2 separate regions of the Homo sapiens genome follow, and region 1 is linked to region 2. Evidence: chromatin loops called from intact Hi-C (ENCODE). Cell type or tissue: heart left ventricle. All regions are shown on one strand. Links, peaks and the distances in the headings refer to the core of each region. The heading gives the core; the rest is flanking DNA. Region 1 overlaps INSR (insulin receptor). Region 2 overlaps INSR (insulin receptor).

The links. Peaks named below come from ENCODE experiments on the same cell type or tissue, not always from the same donor. Only the 100,000 strongest peaks of a DNase experiment are listed, where the experiment ranks them.
Region 1: a loop joins it to region 2, with 18 times the contacts of the local background. A loop is called at or near these places in 4 of 110 quality-filtered maps.

What each region holds. Positions count from the first base shown.
Region 1 is chr19:7,156,194-7,165,524 of GRCh38, reverse strand. It overlaps INSR (insulin receptor), which reads left to right. Exons shown (of 22, transcript NM_000208.4): 9 at 2,326-2,493. Among named protein-coding and RNA genes, the nearest start is that of ZNF557, 91 kb to the right of the region's middle. In heart left ventricle, for the core only: no CTCF peak of the experiment used is centred there; a DNase peak (open chromatin) is centred at 5,784; H3K27ac peaks cover 4,045 bases.
Region 2 is chr19:7,225,636-7,234,966 of GRCh38, reverse strand. The region is part of intron 2 of INSR (insulin receptor); the gene reads left to right. Among named protein-coding and RNA genes, the nearest start is that of INSR, 64 kb to the left of the region's middle. In heart left ventricle, for the core only: no CTCF peak of the experiment used is centred there; a DNase peak (open chromatin) is centred at 3,986; H3K27ac peaks cover 1,900 bases.

The DNA of each region.
Region 1 (9,331 bases), core at 953-8,952, 70 kb after region 2:
TAGCAACAAGCCACTTGATGGGAATATTTATATTTTTCATCCTATTATGAAAAATTGTCAAATATTCACAACACAGAACAAAACCCCATAGTTAGCCGCCTCCCAGCTTCAGCCTTTGGTCATTTTTGTTTCATCTCGACGCCTGTTCCCTCTTCCCACTTGTTACTTCTTTTTGTTTTGTTGTTTGTTTTGGCCTGGAGTATTTCACAGCAATTTAATTATGTTTGTTTGTTTGAGATGGAGTCTCACTCTGTCACCCAGGCTGGAGTGCAGTGGCGCCATCTGGACTCACTGCAACCTCCACCTCCCAGGTTCAAGTGATTCTCCTGCCTCAGCCTCCCAAGTTGCTGGGATTACAGCACACTTGGCTAATTTTTGTTTTGTTTTGTTTTGTTTTTTGAGACAGAGTCTCACTCTGTCACTGAGGCTGGAGTGCAGTGGTGTGATCTCAGCTCACTGTAACCTCCCCGTCCCAGTTCAAGTGATTCTCCTGCCTCAGTCTCCCAAGTAGCTGCAACTACAGGCGTGCCACCACGCCCAGCTAATTTTTGTATTTTTAGTAGAGATGGGATTTCACCATGTTGGCCAGGATGGTCTCAATCTCTTGACCTGCAATCTGCCCACCTTGGCCTCCCAAAGTGCTGGGATTACAGGCATAAGCCACCATGCCAGCCTTTTTTTTTTTTTTTTTTTTTTTTGAGATGGAGTTTCGCTCTTGTTGCCTAGGCTGGAGTGCAATGGCCCTATCTCAGCTCACTGCAACCTCTGCCTCCCGGGTTCAAGCGATTCTCCTGCCTCAGCCTCCCGAGTAACTGGGATTACATGCATGCACCACCACGATTGGCGAATTTTTTTTTTTTTTTTTTTTTTGTAGAGACAAGGTTTCTCCATGTTGGTCAGGCTGGTCTCGAACTCCGAGCCTCAGGTGATCCGCCTGCCTCGGCTTCCCAAAGTGCTGGGATTACAGGCATGAGCCACCGCGCCCAGCCATTTTTGTATTTTTAATAGAGATGGGGCTTCACCATGTTGGCCAGGCTGCTCTGGAACTCCTGACCTCAAATGATCCGCCCACCTTGGCCTCCCAAAGTGCTGGGATTACAGGCATGAGCCACTGGGCCCGGCCTAATTATATTTTTGTAAAACCTAAGTGCTTCTCTTATAGCAGTAGTTCCCAAAGGAGGTTAACTGCTCTGCCAGGGAACAGCTGCCAATCAATGTCTGGAGACATTTTTGGTTGTTACAGCTGTGGAGATGAAACCACTGGCATTTCGTGGGCGGAAGCCAGAGAGGCTGTTCCATGTCCTGCAACACACAGGATGCACCCTCCTTCATGACAAAGAATTATCCAGTCCTAAAAGCCAATAGTACTAAGGGTGAGAAACCCCGTCCTGTAGGCTCAAATTCAAGCTTTTTTTTTTTTTTTTTTTTTTTTAACGGAGTTTCACTCTTGTCTCTCAGGCTGGAGTTCAATGGCGCATTCTCAGCTCACTGCAACCTCTGCCCAGGTTCAAGATTCTCCTGCCTCAGCCTCCCAGGAAGCTGAGATTACAGGCGCCCACCACCATGTCCAGCTAATTTTTTTTTTTTTTTTTTTTTTTTAGTAGAGATAGGGTTTCACCATGTTGGCCAGGTGTAGTCTCGAACTCCTGATCTCAGGTGATTCAGATGATTCGCCCACCTCGGCCTTCTAAAGTGCTGGGATTACAGGCATGAGCCACTGTGCCTGGCCTCGAATTCAAACTTTATAAATCAACCCTATCTTCTTCAGTTAATCCCCGCTCATTCATCCTGTATCTTTTAGTGACACCAAAAGACTTACAGTTTTCAGAAACTTCTAGCTCCCAGGTGTTTGGACTCCCTCCCCATCCCCAGCTCCCTCGGCCACCTCCGTTACTTTGGGTTTTTTGGGTTTTGTTTGGTTGGTTGGTGGTGGTTTTTTTTTTCTTTTTTGTTTTGTTTTGTTTTGAGACGGACTCTTGCTCTGTCACCCAGGCTGGAGTGCAGTGGCGCAATCTCGGCTCACTGCAAGCTCCGCCTCCCAGGTTCACGCCATTCTCCTGCCTCAGCCTCCCAAGTAGCTGGGACTACAGGCGCCCACCACCACACCTGGCTAATTTTTTGTATTTTTAGTAGAGACGGGGTTTCACTGTGTTAACCAGGATGGTCTCGATCTCCTGACCTCGTGATCCGCCTGCCTTGGCCGCCCAAAATGCTGGGATGGGTGCCCTCATGATGTCTTTAACTTGTGTGTCCCCCGCCATCCTCCCACCAGCTTTCTTTGCACACTGTTTCTCATGATGGACCCATTTCCTTTCTCCCTGACAGACCCCTCTGTGCCCCTGGATCCAATCTCAGTGTCTAACTCATCATCCCAGATTATTCTGAAGTGGAAACCACCCTCCGACCCCAATGGCAACATCACCCACTACCTGGTTTTCTGGGAGAGGCAGGCGGAAGACAGTGAGCTGTTCGAGCTGGATTATTGCCTCAAAGGTGAGTGCAGGCAGCTGTGCTAGGATCGGTGGGGTTTGCACACGTGTGTCTGATGCACTTTGCTTCACCTCTAGGGAAGCAGCTATCTCTTCCTGTGTCTCAGTGTCGGAAGGCACACACACACACACTCCATTCTATCTCATATGAAAACACACATACATGTTTTTATCTATTTATTTATTTATTTTATTTTTTATTTATTTACTTTTTTGAGATGGAGTTTCACTCTTGTTGCCCAGGCTGGAGTGCAATGACGCGACCTTGGCTCATCGCAACCTCCACCTCTCGGGTTCAAGTGATTCTCCTGCATCAGCCTCCCGAGTAGCTGGGATTACAGGCACGCGCCACCACGCCCGGCTAATTTGGTATTTTTAGTAGGGACGGGGTTTCTCCATGTTGGTCAGCCTGGTCTCAAACTCCCGACCTCAGGTGACCTCAGGTGATCCACCCACCTTGGCCTCCCAAAGTGCTGGGATTACAGGCATGAGCCACCACACCCGGCCTATTTTTTTTTTTTTTTTGAGACAGGGTCTTACTCTGTTGCCCAGGCTGGAGTGCAGTGGCATGATCTCTGCTCACTGCAACCTCCACCTCCCAGGCTCAAGCAATCCTCTTGCCTCAGCCTCATGAGTTGCTGGAACACCACAATTGTCTGCAGGTGTGCACCAGCATGCCCAGGTAATTTTTTTTTTTTTTTTTTTTTTTGAGACAGGGTCTCACTCTGTCACCCAGGCTGGAGTGCAGTGGCATGATCTCGGCTCATTGCAACTTCTGCCTCCCAGGCGCAAGCGATTCTCCTGCCTCAGGCTCCTGAGTAGCTGGGACTACAGGCGCCTGCCACCACACCCGGCTAATTTTTGTATTTTTAGTAGAGATGGGGTTTCACCATGTTGGCCAGGCTGGTCTTGAACTCCTGACCTCAAATGATCCACCCGCCTCGGCCTCCCAAAGTGCTGTGATTACAGGCATGAGCCACCACGCCTGGCCCTGGCTAATTTTTAAACTTCTTTTTGTAGAGATGGAGTCTCCTTATATTGCCCAGGCTGGTCTCAAACTCCTGGCTTCAAGCAATTCACCCCCCTCAGCCTCCCAAAGCGCTGGGATTACAGGCGTGAGCCACTATGACCGGCTCATACATACACATTTTTAAACATCGTAACACAAGCACGCACTGAAGACTTGTGTCAAAACCAGATTTTTCCCATGTCTTGGCACCATTTCCCTCTGGGATTTTCTCCTCTTGTCTCTCCTTCTTTCTCCCTCCCTGCCTTCCTTGTTCTCTTCATCCCTCCTCACACTGATGGGGATGCAGCTGTGTTAACCCACGCAAGACTTCTGTGCAAAGCTAGAAACACAACTAATGGTTATTGACAAAGTCAGGGAAGGATTTTGGCCCCACTGAGATCCTTTAGTTGTAAGGATCGAAGGCAGCAAGAATTGGTTATCTCATATCCCCCACCCCATACTTTCAATTAAAAATGTCTGCCAGGCTTGGCGCTCATGCCTGTAATCCCAGCACATTGGGAGGCCAAGGTGGGAGGATCACTGGAGGCCGGGAGTTTGAGACCAGCCTGGGCAACATAGCAAGATCCCATCTCTAAAAAAATTTAAAAAAATGGTGGTGTACACCTGTAGTCCCAGTTACTTGGGAGGCCCAGGCGGGAGGATCTCTTGAGCCCAGGAGTTCAAGTCTGCAGTGAGCTATGATTATTCCAGTGCACTCCAGCCTGGGTGACAGAGCGAGACCCTGTCTCTATATATATAAAAAAAATTATACAAAATTAAAAAAAAAAGGCATTAAGTGCATTCACAATGTTGTGCAATCATTTTATTGTATAAAAATTATAAATAAAATTTATAAATAATTATATAAATAATTTTATTATAAAACTTAATGACAAATTTTTCTTAATCTTGTTTACTTAATAGACCTCCATCCATCTGAAGGAAAATGGAATAATATTTAAAGTCTCAAACTAGTGTGTATACATTAGTTTAAAATTATTATTATTATTATTTTCTTTTTTTTTTTTTTTGACACGGAGTCTCACTCCGTCACCCAGGCTGGAGTGCAGTGGCTTGATCTTGGCTCACTGCAACCTCCGCCTGCTGGGTTCAAGCGATTCTTGTGCCTTAGCCTCCTGAATAGCTGGGATTACAGGTGCTGCCACTACACCGGCTAATTTTTGTATTTTTAGTAGAGACGGGGTTTCACCATGTTGGCCAGGGTGGTCTTGAATTCCTGACCTCAAATGATCCACCCGTCTCAGCCTCCCAAAGTGCTGGGATTACAGGCGTGAGCCACCGCGCCCAGCCTAAAATTATTTTAACATTGGGTTTTTTTAGAACCCACCAAACTGGAGAAGCATCTGTCACTTTTTTCTTTTTCTTTTTCTTCTTCTTTTTTAAGATGGGGTCTCACTCTGTTGTCCAGGCTGGAGTGCAGTGGCACAATCATAGCTCACTGCAGGCTTGAACTCCTGGGCTCAAACGATCTTCCCGCCTCAGCCTCCTGAGTAGCTGGACTACACAGGACTACAGGCCTGAGACACTATACCTGGCTAATTATTTAAAATAATTTTTTAGGCCGGGCACAGTGGCTCATGCCTGTAATCCCAGCACTTTGGGAGGCCGAGGCGGGTGGATCACCAGGGGTCAGGAGTTTGAGACCACCCTGGCCAATATGGCAAAACCCCGTCTCTACTCAAAATACAAAAATTAGCCAGGCGTGGGCCTGTAATCCCAGCTACTCAGGAGGCTGAGGCAGAAGAATCGCTTGAACCCGGGAGGTGGAGGTTGCAATGAGCCGAGCTTGCACCATTGCACTCCAGCCTGGGTAACAAAAGCAAAACTCCATCTAAGAAAAATAATAATAATAAAAATAATAATAATTTTTTAGAGGTGGGGATCTTGATATGTTGCCCAGGGTGGTCTCGAACTCCTGACCACAAGCGATCCTCCTGCCTCAGCCTCCCAAAGTGCTGGTATTACAGACCTGAGCCACTGCGCTGGGCCCATTTCCTTCTTTAGTTTTGGTTTCCTTGTGCATCTTGATGTATTTTTCTTGAGATATTTTCTGTTAGTGATATCCTCGGTCCATGACCCTGGAGGAGAAGGCCAGGGGGCCACTGGCGAGGTGTGGCTGAGGCCAGGAGCTCAACATTTGCTCTTGGCTCTGGCCCTGACCTGCTGAAGGGCTTTGGCTAAGTTCCCAAGCAAGTCACCGTCTGCCTCCTTTTTGGGAGAAGGGGCGGGAGGACAGATGATCTCTGGGAGCTGTCCCAGCTCTAAGCTCATATGCTATATGTATGTGTGTGACATCATCCCCGCCTGAGCCGAGGGTTGCAAACGTGATTTATCTGCTCTGATGCTTTATATAACTCCAGGGCGAGTCCAGTCATCAGCTCCGCTGTAAGCTGTTGGCCCTGCATTCAAGTAACCAGAACCACCCGTGAGAGCTGCCACCAGTAATGTCACTCGAAGCTTCCTTTTTTTTTTTTTTAATTCCGAAAGTCTAAATCTGTAATTACCAAGGGACCATTTAAACATGGTTTTATTTGTAATTGTCACAAAGTTAATATCATTAAAAGGAAACTCACTAAGGACAAATTCTGTGTGATTTCACTCCTAGGAGGTCCCTAGAGTCCTCAGATTCATAGAGACAGAAAGTAGAATGGGGAGTGCCAGGGACTGCGGAGGGGACGGGTTGAGGACAGAGTTTCAGTTTGGGAAGATGAGAAAGTTCCGGAGATGATGGTGGTGATGATTGCACAACATTGTGAATGCACTTAATACCACAGAACTGCACACTTAAAATGGTTGAGATTTACCGGGCACAGTGGCTCACGCCTGTAATCCCAGCACACTGGGAGGCCGAGGTGGGGTGGATCACTTTGAGGCCAGGAGTTCGAGACCAGCCTGGGCAACATGGTGAAACCCCGTCTCTACTAAAAATACAAAAATTAGTTGGGTGTGGTGGTGGGTGCCTGTAATCCCAGCTACTCAGGAGGCTGAGGCAGGAGAATCGCTTGAATCTGGGAGGCAGAGGTTGCAGTGAGCCGAGATCACGCCATTGCACTCCAGCCTGGCAACAGAGCAAGACTCCACCAAAAACAAAACAAAACAAAAATTGAGATGGTAAATTGGTATATTTTATGTGATGCTTATTTTTCCACAATTTCAAACACACACACACACAAATAAATAAGCTTACAAACCCTTCCTGTTAATATCACTAGTGTATATGTTGTTACCACGGTAAAATATACATCACATACAATTTATTATTATAACCATGTTTAAGAGCACAGTTGAGCTGCATTAAGTGCATTGCCGTGGTTGTGCGGCCATTACCACCATCATCTCCAGAACTTTCTCATCTTCTCAAACTGAAACTCTGTCCCCATGAAACACTCACTCCCCTTCTCCTTCCCCCAGCCCCAGCACCCACCATCCTCCTTTCTGTCTCTGTGAATCTGATTCTAGAGACTTCATTATGCTCATTTTTCTTTTCTTTTCTTTTTATTTTTTTGAGACGGAGTCTCGCTCTGTCACCCAGGCTGGAGTTCAGTGGCGTGATCTCGGCTCACTGCAAGCTCCGCCTCCCGGGTTCACGCCATTCTCCTGCGTCAGCCTCCCGAGTAGCTGGGACTACAGGCGCCCGCCACCACGCCCGGCTAATTTTTTGTATTTTTTAGTAGAGACGGGGTTTCACCATGTTAGCCAGGATGGTCTCGATCTCCTGACCTCGTGATCTGCCCACCTTGGCCTCCCAACGTGCTGGGATTACAGGCGTGAGTCACCGCGCCTGGCCCATTATGCTTCATTTTTCTAATCTCAGGAAAACCACAGTGTACCATGTTTCATGCAGTGGATTCTAGGAAGAGGTAGCAGGTATCAGGAATGATACCTGTGCCTGAACAAATATCCCTTCCTCTCCAAATAATAATAATAATAATAATAATAATAATAATAATAATAATAATACCAGGAGCTTCCCTTATTCAGGCAGTTCTACATTTTTTTTTCCATCTGTAATGCTGTAACTAGCTCCCATCAGAGTTAACCCAGGCAGGGTATTCTATGTCTATTTATAAACTTAAGAAGTATTTTCCAGTCTCTCATAGGCTTTTAAAGCTGTGTAAATACTTGGGTTTCCGAGTGGATACTCACCATTCACAGGAAGGTACTTGATACACGATTTAGAGCTTATTGTCTATCCTCGAGGCATTAAGGGGAGGAGAGAAAATGGAATTTCCTTTGCTCAGCAGTCACCAGGCACCAAGCAGAGTGGCAGCAGGGGAGGTGGCTCTCCAGGGACTGTTGCAGATTTTGCTTGTAAAGAGCTGTGTCCGTCCATCTCAGTGGCTGTACCAGAGGCATAACTGTGCTTGCACCGTGGGTCACAAGAACCCTGGGATTTGACTTCGGGGCTTAAGACATGACCAGCTGCGGTACTTAAGTATTGTAGGCTGGGTGCGATGGCTCATGCCTGTAATCCCAGCACTTTGGGAGGCCAAGGCGGGCAGATCGTTCGAGCTCAGGAGTTTGAGATCAGCCTGGCCAACACAGCAAAACTCTGTCTCTACCAAAAAAAAAAAAAAAAAATACAAAAATCGGCTGGGCGCAGTGGCTCACGCCTGTAATCCCAGCACTTTGGGAGGCCAAGGCGGGTGGATCACCTGAGGTCGGGAGATCAAGACCAGCCTGGCCAACATGGCAAAACCCCGTCTCTAATAAAAATACAAAAAAAATGCCAGGCGCAGTGGCTCAAGCCTATAATCCCAGCACTTTGGGAGGCTGAGGCGGGTGGACCACCTGAGGTCAGGAGTTCAGACCAGCCTGGCCAACATGGCCAAACCCCGTCTCTACTAAAAATACAAAATTAGCCGGGCATGGTGGTGCACGCCTGTAGTCCCAGCTACTTGGGAGGCTGAGGCAGGAGAATGGCGTGAACCCGGGAGGCAGAGCTTGCAGTGAGCCGAGATAGCGCCACTGCAGTCCGGCCTGGGCAACAAGAGCGAGACTCCATCCCAAAAAAACAAAAACAAAAAACAAACAAACAAACAAAAAATTAGCCAGGTGTGATGGTGCATGCCTGTAATCCCAGTTACGGGGAGTGGAGCTGAGACAGGAGAATCGCTTGAACCCAGGAGGCAGAGGTTGCAGTGAGCCAAGATTGCGCCACTGCACTGCAGCCTGGGCGACAGAGCAAGACCCCATCTCAAAAAAAAAAAAAAAAAAAAAAAAGAGAGAAATAGTATTGTATTTTGTATTTTTAGGACTGCTACCTTTATAAGCTACTGGTGTTCTTCTTCATTTATTAATTTTTAAATTCCCTTTTCTATGCATGTTTGAAAAGTTCCTTCCTCTATCTCCTCTCATGCCTTTAGGTCAGGGTTTCTCTGTCTTGGTGTTTTTTCTGTCTGGCGTTGGATCATTCTCTGGGGTGGGACTGTCCCGAGCACTTCAGGGTGCTCAGCAGCATCTCTGGTCTTCACCCATTCCATGCTCCAGGAGGACGCCCCAGCCAGGTCCTGACACCTAAAAATATCTCCAGATGTTGCCCAATGTCCCTAGTAGGAGACAAAATCACCCCCTGGGTGAGAACCATTCACTGATCAAGTCTGATTTCTGGACTCATGAATGGACCCCTTAGAATTCCATGTGGAGGCCCAGTGTGGTGACCCAGGCCTGTAATTCCAGCACTTTGGGAGGCCGAGGTGGGCAGATCACATGAGGTCAGGAGTTCCAGACCAGCCTGGCCAACATGATGAAACTCTGTCTCTGCTAAAAATACAAAACATTAGCCAGGGTGGTGGCAGGCGCCTGTAATCCC
Region 2 (9,331 bases), core at 617-8,616:
CCTGCCTCAGCCTCCCAAGTAGCTGGGACTACAGGTGCCCTCCACCACACCTGGCTAATTTTTTGTATTTTTCGTAGAGATGGGGTTTCATCATGTTAGTCAGGATGGTGTCGATCTCCTGACCTCGTGTCCACCCGCCTCGGCCTCCCAAAGTGTTGGGATTACAGGCATGAGCCACTGCGCCGGGCCCAGAAATATTTTTAAGAAGAGATTTTTGAAAAACCCTTGTTTTCATGATGGGAGGATATGAAAAGCAGTGTTTTGAAATCTCCTCCTTAGATCCTGATACTCGGAACTGTCGATTCTCCCATTTTCATTTTCTCCTGGATAGATTGTACACTTGTGCCTTGGTATCTTCAATGATTCCAAAACCCCCCTGGGGATCCAGTCCCTGACATAAAATGGCGTAGTGTTTGTACATAACCTACATACATCCTCCTGTATACTTTAAATCATCTTGGTCTGGCAGTGTGGCTCACACTTGTAATCCCAGCACATTGGGAAGCAGAGGTGGGAGGATTACTTGAGCCCAGGACTTCAAGACCAGCCTGGGCAACATGGCGAGACCCCCATCTCTACAAAAAATTTAAAAATTAATTGGGTGTAGTGGCATGTGCCTGTAGTCCCAGCTACTCAGGAGGCTGAGACGGGAAGATTGCTTGAGCCAGGGAGTTCCAGGCTGCAGTGAGTTATGATCGCACCACTACACTCCAGCCTGGGCAACAAAGAAAGACCCCATTTCCATTTAAAATAATAGGGGCCAGATGCAGTGACTGATGCCTGTAATCCCAGCCCTTTGGGAGCCTGAGGTGGGCGGATCATCACTTGAGGTCAGGAGTTTGAGACCAGCCTGCCCAACATAGTGAAACCCCATCTCTACTAAAAATAAAAAAAATTAGCTGGACACCATAGCGCGCCTGTGGTCCCAGCTACTAGGGAGGCTGAGGCAGGAGAATCACTTGAACCTGGGAGGTGGAGGTTGCAGTGAGCCGAGATTGCGCCACTGCACCACTCCAGCCTGTGTGACAGAATGTGACAGAATGCGGGCACATCACGAGATCAGGAGATCGAGACCATCCTGGCGAACATGGTGAAACCCTGTCTCTACTAAAAATACAAAAAAATTAGCCGGGTGTGGTGGCGGGCGCCTGTAGTCCCAGCTGCTCAGGAGGCTGAGGCAGGAGAATGGCGTGAACCCAGGGGGCGGAGCTTGCAGTGAGCGGAGATCGTGCCACTGCACTCCAGCCTGGGCAACACAGCGAGACTGCGTCTCAAAAAAAAAAAAAAAAAAAAAAAAAGACAGAAAAAGAAAAAACAAAAGACGTTTAGCTTTCCTGGGTGACCCAGTGTTGCAGGGATTGGCCATCCTTGGTATAAGGCATAGGATGTGCAGGGTAGCAGGACAGCAGAGTGGGCAGTGTGTGGGGTTTCTTTCATTGATAGGGTGGTTCCCAGCACTCGGGGTCAGGGCTTGCTTGTAGAAGTTTCTGAAAAGTTGCAGTCATGTTTCATTTCTTTCTCCCCCTACCTAGCACATGCCAGGCCACACAGCATAGTACGATGGTTTGGAACCAGGCTTAACCTGTTAGTAGCCGTGGGGCTCTGGGCAAGTCCACTGGAGTTCTCCGGGATCTGTTTCCTCTTTTGTAAAATGGGAACCAAAAGGTATCACAGGCTGGGCATGGTGGCTCACGCCTGTAATCCCAGCACTTTGGGAGGCTGAGGTGGGTGGATCACCTGAGGTCAGGAGTCCAAGACCAGCCTGGCCAACATGGTGAAACCCCGTCTCTATTAAAAATACAAAAATTAGCCAGGTGTGGTGGCTGGTGCCTGTAATCCCAGCTACTCAGGAGGCTGAGGCAGGAGAATCACTTGAACCCAGGAAGCGGAGGTTGCAGTGAGCCGAGATGGCGAGGTGGCGCCACTGCACTTTAGCCTGGGTGACAGAGGGAGACTGTCTCAAAAAATCAACACCAAAACCAAACCCAACATGTATCACAAGCTCGTTGTGAGGATCAGAGAAGAGGATACGGGAATGATAAACATGGTAGTTACATTGTTGCTAGCATTGTAGTTATATTGCAGCTGTACATTGTGACCTATTGTAGCTACTGTTATTTCTTTGATTAAGTTTAGCAACTGAAATTTTTTTTTTTTGAGACGGAGTCTTGCACTGTTGCCCAGGCTGGAGTGCAGTGGCGGGATCTCGGCTCACTGCAAGCTCCGCCTCCCGGGTTCACGCCATTCTCCTGCCTCAGCCTCCCAAGTAGCTGGGACTACAGGCGCCTGCCACCACGCCTGGCTGATTTTTTGTAGTTTAAGTAGAGACAGGGTTTCATCTTGTTAGCCAGGATGGTCTCGATCTCCTGACCTCGTGATCCACCCTCAGCCTCCCAAAGTGCTGAGATTACAGGTGCGAGCCACTGGGCCCGGCCAACAACTGAAATATTTAACATACAATAAAATGCACATGGCCGGGGTGCAGTGGCTCACGCCTGTCATCCCAACACTTTGACAGGCTGAGGCAGGCAGATCACTTGAGGTCGGGAATTTGAAACCAGCCTGGCCAACTACTAAAAATACAAAAATTAGCCAGACGTGATGGTGCGTTCCTGTAATCCCAGCTACTCAGGAGGCTGAGGCAGGAGAATCGCTTAAACCCAGGAGGCGGAGGTTGCAGTGAGCCAAGATCAGGCCATTGTACTCCAGCCGGGGTGACAGAAGGAGACTCTGTCTCAAAATAAATAAAATAAAATAAAATGCACAGATCTGAAGCATTGAGTTCAATGAATTTTGACAAAAAATATATGCACCTGTGTAACCACCACTGAAAACAAAATGGAGGACATTGCCTCATCCCAGCCCTTTCCAGTGAATTCCCAGTACCCCCGGGAATGAGGTGTTACAATGATTACTATCACCATTGTTGATTATTATTGTTTAGTTTGGTTTTATTGAAGAAGCGGGTAGAGAAAGAAATAGTTAGCCTCATGCAAAAAGTAGGGCATATGAGAGCCTGAGATATGGCTTAAGAAGAGTATTGTTTGAGAAGTTTGGCTGAGTGTGGTGGCTTATGCCTGTAATCCCAGCACTTCGGGAGGCTGAGGTGGGAGAATTGCTTGAGCTCAGGAGTTCAAGAATAGCCTGGGCAACATAGTGAGACTCTGTCTCTATAATTAAAAAAAAAAAAAGAGACAGAAAAGTTTAAGGTATGTTGGCAGGTAGTCCTAGATGGGGTTTACTGCCAGGAGCAGTTAGGATTCAAAGAGCAAAAATTTGAGGGTAAAAGGATGTATGGCAGGTTGTTGGTGGTGGATATATAGCCCCAACATCCAGTCACTTTAAACTCTTATCAAGACAACACAGGGCCGGGTGCCGTGGCTCATGTCTGTAATCCCAGCACAATGGGAGGCCAAGGTGGGCAGATAACTGGTGGTCAGCAGTTCGAGACCAGCCTGACCAACATGGTGAAACCCTGTCTCTACTAAAAATACAAAAATTAGCAGGGCGTGGTGTTGGGGACCTGTAATCCCAGCTACTCAGGAGGCTGAGGCAGGACAATCACTTGAACCTGGGAGATGGAGGTTGCAGAGAGCAGAGATCACACCACCGCACTAGAGCCTGGGCGAAAGAGAGAGACTCCATCTCAAAAAAAAAAAAAAAAAAAAAAACAAAAAACACCACCAAAAACAAGACAACACAAAGCGTTTGAACGAAAACAGCATTTGCAGATGCAAATTCAGGATCCGAAATTAATTCTTCCCCCCTCTTTGCTGAGCTGCCAGAATGTTCCAAGGAGATCCCTCCTTTCCAGTTTCCTCCGTGGCGCACAGGCTGTGCCGAGTAAGTGGGCAATTGTGAGTTTCTGGAAATCAGCGAGCTGGTGTGGCTCCTGGCTCCTGGCTCTGGCCAAGGGAGTTGGCTTCCCTGTGTCCATGCCAGGAGGGGAGGCTGGAGGCTTCTAAAGGCCGCAGCTCCGCTGTAGACACGCGCCTCCTTGGCACTGGCTTTGTTGAAATCTGTCCCTAGATAGTCTCTCTTCTGCACAGACCTCTGAGGTTTTTCCATACTGCAAAGGGCCTTGCTGCAGGAGGAACAGTCTGACCTAATCTCTCCTAGAGGAGGCCTTGAGCTAATATTTTTTATTTTTTTTTTATTTTTGAGATGGAGTCTCACTGTCACCCAGGCTGGAGTGCAGTGGTGCAATCTCAGTCCACTGCAATCTCCGCCTCTCGGATTCAAGCGATTCTCCCTGCCTCAGCCTCCCAAGTAGCTGGGATTGCAGATGCCCGCCACCACACCCGGCTAATTTTTGTATTTTTAGTCGAGATGGGGTTTCACCATGTTGGCCAGGCTGGTCTCGAACTCCTGACCTCAGGTGATCCACCTGCCTTGGCCTCCCAAAGTGCTGGGATGACAGGCATGAAGCACCTCACCCAGCCAAGGTAATATTTCTGAAAGGTGGAGTACCATGCTATGAGCTAGACACTTGGTGTGGTTTATCCTGTCATCGCCTCAGTGACCTCACCAGGTGGACACTGTTAGGATTCCTAATTTGCAGAGGGAGAAGTTGAGGCTGACAGAAAGGTCAGCACTGTGCTCAAAGTGATCCAGCTGCTACCAAGATGAACTGCAGGCTTTGCTCTGAGCTCACAGCCTGACCTCAGTCTAGAGCTGGGAATCTTTCTCTCCCTCATTGCTACACCTGATCAATTACTGAGTCCCATCCCTTTAACTGCTTACATGGCCTTCAAATCCATCTTCCCTACCTAAGCTGCCCATTCATTGACCTGTGCCTTCTGTCCATCTGCTGAGAGCCAGGTGCTGTGCGAGCCTCTGAGAATGTGGCCGAGAACAATATGGATAAAAGTTCTGAGCCGGGTACGCTGACTCATGTCTGTAAACCCAGTGTTTTGGGAGGTTGAGGCAGAAGACTTCCTTGAAGCCAGGAGTTTGAGGCCGGCCTGGACAACACAGCAAGACCCCATCTTTACAAAAACAAAAACAAACAAACAAAAAAAAGAAAAAGAAAAATTAGCTGAGCATGGTGGCACTGACTTGTGGTCTCAGCTACTTGGGAGGCTGAGGTGGGAGCATCACTTGACTCCAGGAGTTCGAGGCTGCAGTGAGCCATGACTGTGCCACTGCACTCCAGCCTGGGCAATAGAGCAAGACCCTGTCTCAAAAAAAAAAAAAAAAAAAAAAAGACTGTAAATGTATCCTCCAGAGTAATTCTTCTTTTTCATTTTTCAAAAGCATCCTTGCTTTGTTTATGCTTCCAAAAGTTTAAAAACTGTAGCTAAGTTCCAAGAAAGAAAAAGGGAAGCAAAGGAAAAGGAAAACACAGACCCAGAGGCCCTTTATGGGGTTGATTGTATGTGAAGTCCATAAATTGATGGAGAGAAGGAGCACCTTGGCAGTATTTACTTGTACTCTCCTATGTCATGGATTTCCTCTCCATTTTCCCAAGGGTTCTTTCCTGTTCTTAGAAATGTTTTGTGATTTTGCTTCAGACACAGTTTGTCTACTTCTTGTAAGCATTGTTCTTAGATTGCTGGCTTTATATCTATCACTCCCTTGCTCATCTGCCCATCCATCTATCCATCCATCCATCCATCCATCCATCCATCCATCTATCCATCCATCCATCCATCCATCCATCCATCATCCCTCCATCCACTTGCTCATCTGCCCATCCATCCATCCATCTATCCATTCATCCAGTCCATTCACCACCCACCATCTATTATCCATCCATCCATCCATCCATTCATCCACTCACCCATTCATCCATCATCCATCCACTCACCCATCCATTCATTCAGTCACCCTTCATCCATTCACTCACCCATCCATCCATCCACTCATCCAATCACCCATCCATCCATACATCCACTCATCCATTCATCCATCCATACATCCACTCATCCATTCATCCATCCATCCACCCACCCAGACGTCCATCCATCCATCCATCCATCCATCCTTCTGTCTACTCTGCCAACAATCCACACACCTGTCCCTCCATCCCTTCCAACCACTCACCCAGCAATCTTCTCATCCATCTATCCACCCATGCATACATCCACTTATTCATTCATCCATCCCTCCACCCACCCATTCATCCACCCATCCATGTGTCCATTCATCTCTCCATCTATCCGTGTGTCTATCATCTAATATAAGGGAGATGTTTTGAAGTATTAAAAGTGATTATTTTGTAGCATAGGGGACAGGGATTGTGTTTTCTTTACTTACTGCTACCTTATTAAATGCTTACTAGTTCTAAAAGCCCTGCAATTGATTCCCTTCAATTTTCCAACTCTATAATTGCAGCATCTGCAGATAATGATGACTTCTTGCCTTTTGCCAATAATTAGACCAGTTATTGCTGTTAACCTTGTTATGGCAGGAACTTCCAGAACAGTGTTCAGTGACGCAGCTGAATATGGTCAGCCCAGTCTCATTTCTGATTTGAGTGGAATGCCTCAATTGTTTTACTGCAGAGGATAATTATATAATTGTTAATACTCTTGACCTTCCTGTCTTTAGCCTCACTGAGTAAATGGGGTGTGATCATGAAATCTTGATTGTCTCATAGATGCAAGAGACATAAACGACATTTGTCTGTGTATAATGACAGCAGATTTATTTTGCTAAGCTGTTAAGCTGTTAAAATAAGCCTTTAAGCCCCCGCCTCAATTTTCCAGCAGAGTGGAATGTTATTTTGTTGCTTCTGGCCAAGTGTCGATATTCATTTTAGGGCAGGTCTTCATGGAAAGTCTGCTGGACTATAGGTCTGGATACTTGCCGGACCCTGTGTCATCACTAAAGTTAGGGTGCGTTTCAGAACCACCCTGTACCACAGTGAAGAGGGACAAATGGCCTTAGGGAGCAGGACCCATGGGGGCCCTCTGGGGCTGTTTCTTGTGCCCTGAGAGAGGCCCTAGATTTGGGACAGTCTGATTTACCTCCCCTCCCTTTTTTTTTTCTGGGTGATGCTACCCTGGTTTCTGTGTTGAAATATGACCCTAGTGTGAAGGTCGCGGTCTCAGACCATCTTGTTTCTGGTATGTTAAGAAACAGAAAAACACCTTTTAGGACACAATGTTAACCATTGAGGATACATATCAGTGTTCTGGAAAAACAAAAACAAAAACAAAACAATCTGTACCGCGACTGTGGTTTTCATCAGGGTGGGCTGCCTTTCCGATCCATAACCCTGTGTGGCTTGATGGAGAACATGTTTTGTAACTTGCAAGGGCATCTGCAATAGCCGGGTCCTCTTGGTGAAAGGGGAGGACCCACATTAGGTCTAAGCTGGCTGGAGTCGATGCAAAACTCTCACATGCTTTGGAAAAAGCACGTGATCTTTCGACGAGAATGCAAATGTTGACCGGGTGCAGTGGCTCATGCCTGTATTTGCAGCATTTGGGGAGACTGAGGCAAGCGGATCGCTTGAGTCCAGAAGTTTGAGACCAGCCTGGGCAACTTGGTGAAACCCCATCTCTACAAAAAATACAAAAATTAACCAGGTGTGGTAGTGCATGCCTGTAGTCCCAGCTACTTGAGAGGCTGAGTTGAGAGGATTGCTTGAGCTCAGGAGGTTGAGGCTGCGGTGAGCTGTGATCACGCCACTGCACTCCAGCCTGGGCAACAGAGCCAGACCCTGTCTTTAAAAAAAAAAAAAGAATGCAAATGTTTGCTTGATTATTCAGCTGGTATTTGACACACAGTTCTTTGTTCCAGAGGGACTGTCCAGCAACAAATAGTGAATTCGTTAATTTTTCACACCAAACCTATTGAAAATAACCAGAAAAGGTATATGCTGGAAAACTCAGTGTTCTAGAAACATTCATGTTTGCCATCCCAAGAGCAAAAGTCATGGAATGCCTGATGCTTAGTGTTAAGAGGAAGGAATTCCACACAGCCTGTGGCTAGCTTTTCTTATTTCATTGGTGTCCAAGACAAGATTTGAACTGTTTACTAAAGGAAATTAGCATCATAAGTCTCCTCTGGCATATATTTCCAGCATCCAAGTGGAGCTGCTGAGATCTTGCTCAAGAGTAGCAAAATTGGCAGGAGGAGGAGGGCATTAGTTTTTACATCAGCTTAAAGAATTTTTTTTATCAGCCATTTTTGCAATTTGGAAACCTGTTTGGAGTAGGGGTATATGGAGATGAAATTGGGCTGTTTCTAGGATTCACCTCCTCCTTCAGGCATTTTTTTTTTTTTTTTGGAAACAGGGTCTGGCTCTGTTGCCCAGGCTGGTGTGCAGTGGCGTGATCATGGCTTACTGTAGCCTTGACCTCTTGGGCTCAAGCAATCCTCCCACTTCAGCTTCCCGAGTAGCTGGGACCACAGGTGTACACCATCGCACCTGGCTAATTTTTATATATTTTTTGTAGAGATGGGGTCTCACTATGTTGCCAGGGATGGTCTTGACCTCTCAGGCTCAAGCAACTCTCCTGCCTCGGCCTCCCAAATTGCTGGGATTACAGGCAGGAGCCACTGCAGTTGGTACTTAGAGTTGTTTTTTTTTTTTTTTTTTTTCCCTTGAGACGGAGTCTCACTCTGTTGCCAGGCTGGAGTGCAGTGGTGCGATCTTGGCTCACTGCAACCTCCACCTCCTAGGTTCAAACCATTCTCCTGCCTCAGCCTCCTGAGTAGCTGGGACTACAGGCACACGCCACCATGCCCAGCTAATTTTTTTTTGTATTTTTAGTAGAGATGTGGTTTCACCATGTTGGCCAGGATGGTCTCGATCTCTTGACCTCGTGATCCTCCCACCTCGGCCTCCCAAAGTGCTGGGATTACAGGCGTGAGGCACCACACTAGGCCGATCCTCAGACATTTTTAATTTTCCTTTTTTAGTGTTACAGCCAGCCATTTGAAAAATGAGACTTCCCCCTAACCTTGTGTCAAACTCAGAGACGTTGTCATCTTGGCTTTGATGTGGTGGAGGAGAGGGGCTTCTCATTCCGGGACGGGGTTTCTCCACCTGGGGCCTGCGGATACTGGGGCTGGATTGTTCTCTGGGGTGGGGCCGTCCTGGGCACTGAGGGTGCTAGCAGCATCCCTGGCTTCCACCCATTCCATGCCTGGAGCGCCGCCCCCGAGGCATGGCAAACACAAATGTCTCCAGACACTGCCAGGTGTCTCCTGGTGGGCAGAATCGCCTCCATTTGAGGACCCCTGGACCAGGGTGCTGGAATGGGGGTGAGGGGCACTCTGCAATTATTCTCTGCTCTTTTTTTGAGGGGGGGGAAATGGAAACCAAGAGCCCATCATCAGCCTCGTGGCTCTGTGGTTTGACACTGCCATGCTACCG